Linked DNA regions of Homo sapiens: region 2 is linked to region 1. The links are chromatin contacts, found by Hi-C or POLR2A ChIA-PET in ENCODE. All regions are on one chromosome and are shown on one strand. The core of a region is the stretch at or near the end of the contact, and the rest is flanking DNA. Distances in the headings are between cores, read along the strand shown. Region 1 overlaps ZDHHC14 (zDHHC palmitoyltransferase 14). Region 2 holds the start of EZR-AS1 (EZR antisense RNA 1).

Evidence for each region. A loop is a pair of places that touch in the nucleus more often than their neighbours do. ChIA-PET counts read pairs that join two places held with the same protein, here RNA polymerase II (POLR2A). Pooled maps may share reads with other maps.
Region 2: a pooled map shows a loop between it and region 1 (4-fold over the local background). The contact joins the promoter of EZR-AS1 here to the enhancer-like site in region 1. A Hi-C loop is called at or near these places in 1 of 37 single-sample maps with no recorded cell type and 2 of 50 pooled maps. POLR2A ChIA-PET finds 5 or more read pairs at or near these places in 1 of 52 experiments (GM12878).

Annotation. Positions count from the first base shown.
Region 1 is chr6:157,463,544-157,466,605 of GRCh38, forward strand. All of the region lies in intron 1 of ZDHHC14 (zDHHC palmitoyltransferase 14), which reads left to right. Among named protein-coding and RNA genes, the nearest start is that of MIR3692, 64 kb to the right of the region's middle. RefSeq lists enhancers at 803-1,303, 1,304-1,804, 2,639-3,062. Within about 2 kb of position 1,433, at least 3 of the 41 ENCODE cell types and tissues checked have a DNase peak (open chromatin) inside an H3K27ac peak, as active enhancers do; they include GM12878, where a contact is called at or near this core.
Region 2 is chr6:158,816,389-158,819,450 of GRCh38, forward strand. It overlaps EZR-AS1 (EZR antisense RNA 1), which reads left to right and starts at 1,591. Exons shown (of 3, transcript NR_102425.1): 1 at 1,591-1,717. It overlaps EZR (ezrin), which reads right to left and starts at 2,980. Exons shown (of 14, transcript NM_001111077.2): 1 at 2,929-2,980; 2 at 1,694-1,778. The coding sequence starts at 1,705. RefSeq lists enhancers at 1-48, 912-1,081, 1,564-1,613 and silencers at 1,824-2,023, 2,164-3,062.

The DNA of each region.
Region 1 (3,062 bases), core at 183-2,682:
AGAATCATCAGAAAGGAATGTAAGACAGCAGCTCCATCCAGTATTCCCACCTGAAGAAGGTCTTGCCAGGTTAAGATGGCTATTGTGGATAATATACTCTTAGATATAAAATAATTCTCAAGCTAAGCAGATGGTGCTGGCACTTCGTCCCAATGTCTCCCCGCTTTACCTTTCATTAGTCAGATCTGAAAATTAACACCAGCCGGCACAGTGGTTCACATCTGTAATCCCAGCACTTTGGGTGGCTGAGGCAGGCGGATGACCTGAGGTCAGGAGTTCGAGACCAGCCTGGCCAATGTGGTGAAACCCCATCTCTACAAAAAATACAAAAATTAGCCAGGCATTGTGGCTCATGCCTGCAGTCCCAGCTACTCAGGAGGCTGAGGCATGAGAATCACTTGAGTCCAGGAGGTGGAGGTTGCAGTGAGCTGAGATTGCATCACGGCACTCCAGCCTGGGTGACAGAGCAAGATTCTGTCTCAAAAAATAAAATAAAATAAAATAAATTAACACTAATGATGAAACTTTTAAAAGTTGTAGTAAGCAAAGGTAAAAACATAAGCTGTAATAGAAGTTCAGTCCATGTTTAAGTATTTAATCGTGACAACTACATGTATATGTTGAAAATCCTTCTTTAACCTTAGAGTTCTGAAGTTTCTAGAGGTTGGATGGAATTGCTTCCTGCTCTTGAGAAGACTACAACCTGAAATATTCCGTTTGCATGTATATTTTAATACACATACTTTGATAACCTTGTTCTTAAATATATATGCTGAATAGTATCTTTCATCTTAGGACTTTGAAATAATTCATTTATTTGCCTTTTCTCCTCTGACTAAAAAGAGTTATAGTTCATAGTTTCCTCATTCATTCAGACCAGGACTTATTAAATTAGATAATTCCTGATTAGATATTCTATTTCTTAGCTGTGTACATAGTAGGTATTCAGTAAATATTATTGACTTATTTAATGGTTACTTGTGCTCTTCAAATTACACCTGTATATTATGAAGTAGATTTTAGGGTGAATGTATGGGAAGCTATCATTGGTCCAGATTAACTGCTTTTCCCTCTTGTAAATGAATCTATGAAAATTAATCACTTTCTCTTTTCCTGCCTATTCTAATGATCTATTATTGTCTTTAAGCCACCCCAAAACTTAGTGACCCGAAGCAAATTTTGTTCTACTATCTCCTGGTTCTGTGGGTTGACTTGGTTCAGCTGGGCGTTGTCTGGTTAGGCCATTTCATGCAGCTTCTGCCTGATCCTGGCTGCCAGGGCCGTCCGCCCTTGGCTGCCTCCCTCACAAATCTCTCTCGTACGTAGCTGTGACCAGAGCAGCTCAGGGCGGGCCAGCTGTGGCTTCGTCGCAGCAGGGTGGTCTTGGGTAACCAGCCTCTAGGGCCAGTGTTCCAAGAAACCAAGACCAAAGCTGAGCCAGCCTTGAAAGACCCAGGCTTGTGCTTCTGTCACATGCAAGTTCTGGGAGCAGCAAAGAATTTGCAGCCATCTAACCTACCCTGTGACATTCTAAAAAGCAGCGTGTTTTTTTCTCTTTCTCCTTTTTTTTTTTTTTTTTTTTTTTACATTTTAATGGTTGTTTATTGGGTTGAACCAATGAAAAAAAAAGATTTAATTTTCTTTTTAGAAAAACACAAACATGTTCAGTTCTCCTGTTGTGCCATTACATTTTAGATTGTGTTAGTTTCAGATTATACTTAACTTGTCATAAACCAAGTAGAGTACATTTAGGTGCCTACTCTGAAACTAAAAACATCTTAATTTTGTGGTTCTGACTCACTGTTATTTATGAGAGCTTTTCTGAGAATTGTCTCCTTGAGATCAGATCCCTTGGGGGACAGAAAGTCCCTACTGAGTGTGGTAAAAATGCCCAAGCCCATTAAAACAATGGCCACCCCCATAACAATGCATTCTCCCCAGGAACCACACAAAACGGGAAATGAAATAAAATGGATGACTTAGAGTCTTCTTTCCTAGGGAGTCTGGATTGAACCATGGCATCTGGATAGTTAATGCCGTTCTATTTAGCAAGAGATGCTAAAAAAAAAAAAGAAATCTTCAAGGTCAGTCTTCTGTGTAGTGCCATGAGGCTCTCGTTAAAATGTCACGTACCAGGAGATTCTACCCCTGAGGGCAGGTTGGCCTCTGTGCCTTGGTCACTCTCCAGAGGTCTGAACTTGGTAGAGAGAGGTGGGGGCTGGGCGCGATAGCTTATGCCTGTAATCTCAGCACTTTGGGAGGCTGAGGCAGGTGGATCACCTGAGTCCAGGAGTTCAGGATCAGCCTGGCCCACACGGCGAAACCCCGTCCCTACTAAAAATACAAAAATTAGCCGGGCATGGTGGCGGGTGCCTGTAATCCCAGCTACTCGGGAGGCGGAGACACGAAAATCACTTGAACCCGGGAGGCGGAGCTTGCAGTGAGTCGAGATGGTGCCGCTGCACTCCAGCCTGGGCGACAGAGTGAGATTCTGTCTCAAAGAAAAAAAAAAGAGAGAGAGAGATATGGGAAGATAGGCATCTCGCAGGCGGGCCCCACAGCCTGAGAATTTCTTCTACCTTGGCCTGATCCTCAGCTGCCTCTCTGAGCGCACTCATGCTTCTCTAGGGAGGACTGGAGAGGGCCCCTGTGGCTTGCTGTGATGCTGGCTTACCTCTCCCTGGGTAAGTGCAGCTGCCAGCAATGCTGGTTCCCATGGCAATGCAGGGCCCCAAGTGCCATGCAGCAAGGACAGCTCGGTGCGTGCTGTACAGGGCCATCTGCTCCACAGTAGCACCCTCCCATTGACAGGATCACAGCCCATACCTGCGTCCCTGGCCATTGTGGATTCCCAGGGTTTAGGACTGTGCTTGGCACACAGGAGGCACTCAGGAATATTTGTTGACTCAGCAGTAAATGCAGAAATCAAATATGTGTTATTTAAAAAATTGAATTAGTTGTAAAAACCAAAATAAGACAATTTCAACTAAAATTAAATTCTTTTGTTTTTTTGGCCAGGCATGGTGGCTCACGCCTGTGATCCCAGCACTTTGGGTGACCAA
Region 2 (3,062 bases), core at 341-2,840, 1.4 Mb after region 1:
AAAGTAGTGACGGAGAACAGGTTAACTTTTTCCTGAGTGCTATCTTAGCTGAGCTCTGCACCTCTTCTTTTAGTGAAATAAAGAAAACCACACCCAGAAGGGTAATCTTCTTGACCACTCCTCCGCATACCGTTGCACTCAGCTCTGCCTGAGTAAGGGGTTGTACTTAGGTCAGTTTCATACCACATGCACTGTCAAGCCTCGATGTCACGTGTCACTTTTAAGTTTGAATTAAAAAGAAAAATTTTGTATAGAAAATACTCTGCATCACAAATGAATCATCTTGATGTAACTTAGGCAAAAATTATATTGGCTTCTGAATCTACTGGCATATTAATTCTTTATCCTAACAGCAAAATTAATACCTCTAACAAAGATCTTAGAGAACATAAAATGTAACAGAAGAAGCACACAAGGCCGGGTGTGGTGGCTCACGCCTGTAATCCTAGCATTTTGGGAGGTCGAGGTAGGCAGATCACCTGAGGTCAGGAGTTTTAGACCAGCCTGGCCAACATGGTGAAACCCCCTCTCTATAAAAATACAAAAACCAGCTGGGCATGGTGGCACATGCCTGTAATCCCAACTACTCGGGAGGCTGAGGCAGGAGATTCGCTTGAACCTGAGAGGCAGAGGTTGCAGTGAGCCGAGATCATGCCACTGCACTCCAGCCTGGGCCACAGAGAGAGACTCCGCTCCCCCATCCCCCACAAAAGGCACACAAGCATTGATTACAGAACCAACTTGTTTGAAAAACCAAAAAAAAATTCCAGATGTATCTGTAATCCCAATTTGTAATGAATCCTGATATTTTGTCCATTGTGATTCAAAACTCAAAAAATGTTAAACCTTCCCCCTAATGTCTAGTCACCAGTTCCCCAGTGTTAAAAGCAGGTAGAATACATACAACTTTCTAAGAAGCGTCAGTCCCAGAGAACCTGCCTTGTGCCTACAACCCCCAGGTCTCGCCAGCAATCTCAACACAATCAGATTCAAGGAGACAGAGGCGCAGGCACAGCCCTTTCATCAGCTGACCAGGAGTGCTCGGCCCGGCCTGCCAGGAACCTCTTATCAAACTCCACCGGCTGCCTGCATCTACAATTCAAGTCCATGGCTAACCTTCTGTTAGAGACAGAAATTCTGCTGCAGCCAGCAAGTTTGCTGGTGTACAGGGCACCGCTTCATGGGCCTAGTAGGAAGCGAAGCTGAAAGGCAACTTCCGAAAGCCAGTCTCCTCTCCCAAACGCCCTTTAATATCTCCCCAGTTGGATCTGGGGCGCCTGTGGTTTCGGACCCTTAGGAGCTCTGAGAACTGGTGTGTGTGGTCGGAAGCCATCTGAGTCTCCCTGTGATTTGGACTTTTTAAGAAACTTCTAAGTTGTATTACTATACCCTTTAAAAACAGACGGAAGCAGTGTAAAAAGGCCTCTAGTTTTTAGAAAAGACCGTAACTACTGGGGAGGGGGCTCACAAAGAAAAAGACTGCAGAGAAAAGCATCAAAATGGTGTTTTCCTAACGCTCCACAAAAGGGTCAACAAGTAACAAAGAGCGGCGAAAACCTCCTCCTATTCCTATCGTCTTCTGCGTGTGAGAAGAACCCTGTTCCCCAGGAACTGCCCCAACACCTCGAGCAGGTGCCTCCCCTCTCCAATGAAGCCTCTCCCGTCCGCCCGGCCCAGAAACTGGGCAACTTACTGGTTTCGGCATTTTCGGTTTCTGGTGAGTATCCTCGATCCCCGAAAACACGACTATCCAGCAGCAGCGAAGACGCTGTCCCAACCTGGAGTCAGAGCAGAACCCTTAGAGCGCCCGCCCGCCCTGCCTCGTCCTCCTGCCGCGCCCGACACTCGGCGCCCGCAGCGCGCTGCCGCTTAAGAACCGGCCAGCCCGGGCCCGGGTGAGTCAGCGCCCCGCCCAGCACTGCGGGCATGGGGAGGGGGCACGGGCGGGGCGGGGCCGGGCCGGGCCCCCGGCGAGGAGGCGCCCGAGAGCGGGGGCGCGCGCCCAAGGGGCAGCCGGCGGGCACTGGAGGTGCCCCCCAGTTGGGGGTGGGTCCGAGGAGAGGGGGTGCGCACCCAGGGGACCCCCAGCATGAAGGGGCTGGTGGGGGGCGCAGGCCCGGGAGAGAGAGGGCAGGGGGAACACTCAGTGGGGAGGATCGGGGGGAGGGGGCGCGGGCCCCGGGGAACACTCGGCCAGGAGGGTCAGGGGAGAGAGCGCCGGCCGGGCGGGGAGGGGTCTGGGGGACACTCGAGGTGCACCCAGCGGAGAGAGGCGGAGAAGAGGGGGCGCGGGCCCAGGGATACCCGGCGGGGAAAGGCCCGGGGAGAGGGAGCGCGCGCCTGGGAGAGAGAGGGCGAGGGGCAGGAGGAACACCTAGGAGGAAGGAGTCCCGGGACAGCCAGCGCGAGCCCGCGGGGCACCCGACAGGGAGGGGTCAGGGGAGAGGGGGCACAGGGCGGGCGGGGGGGCACTCGCTGGGGAGGGATCCGTGGAGAGGGGGCGCGGGCTCGGGGTCCGCCGAGGAACTTCCCGGGGCTGCCAGGAAGCCCGTGAGAAGCCGAGCACTCGGCAAGTTTCACTTTGTGTAGCAACCGTTGCCCCGCGGCTGCAGTCACAACCGTCAAGCCTTTGAGAAACTCTTTCAAAAACTGCAACCGCTCGGGAGCCGCCGAGGGACGGCGCCCAGGCACCCAGGCTCCGCGTTTCCTTCGGGAGAGACCTGAGGGGACCCGGCGCCGAGGGGAAGGTCGCGGGGCCGCGGGCCGGCTCAGCTCCACCTGCCCCGGGGGTGCCGGGCGAGAACCCCGCGCCGCGCCCCCTAGGCTGCCCGCCGCACCTGCCGCCGAACCCCGCCGCCCGCCCGGGCCCTCCACCAGGAACCCCCCGCCCAGAACCCCCGTCCCGACCCCGGCCGCCGCACGCCTCACCCGGCGCCTGCAGTGCTCCGTGTGCTCCCCGCCGCCCTTGCGTCCGCCGAGTGCGCTCGCTGCCCGCGCTCCCAAAAGCCCCGGCGGGGCGGGTCCCGGGACCACGCCCCTTCCCGCCCAGCTCCCGACCTGTG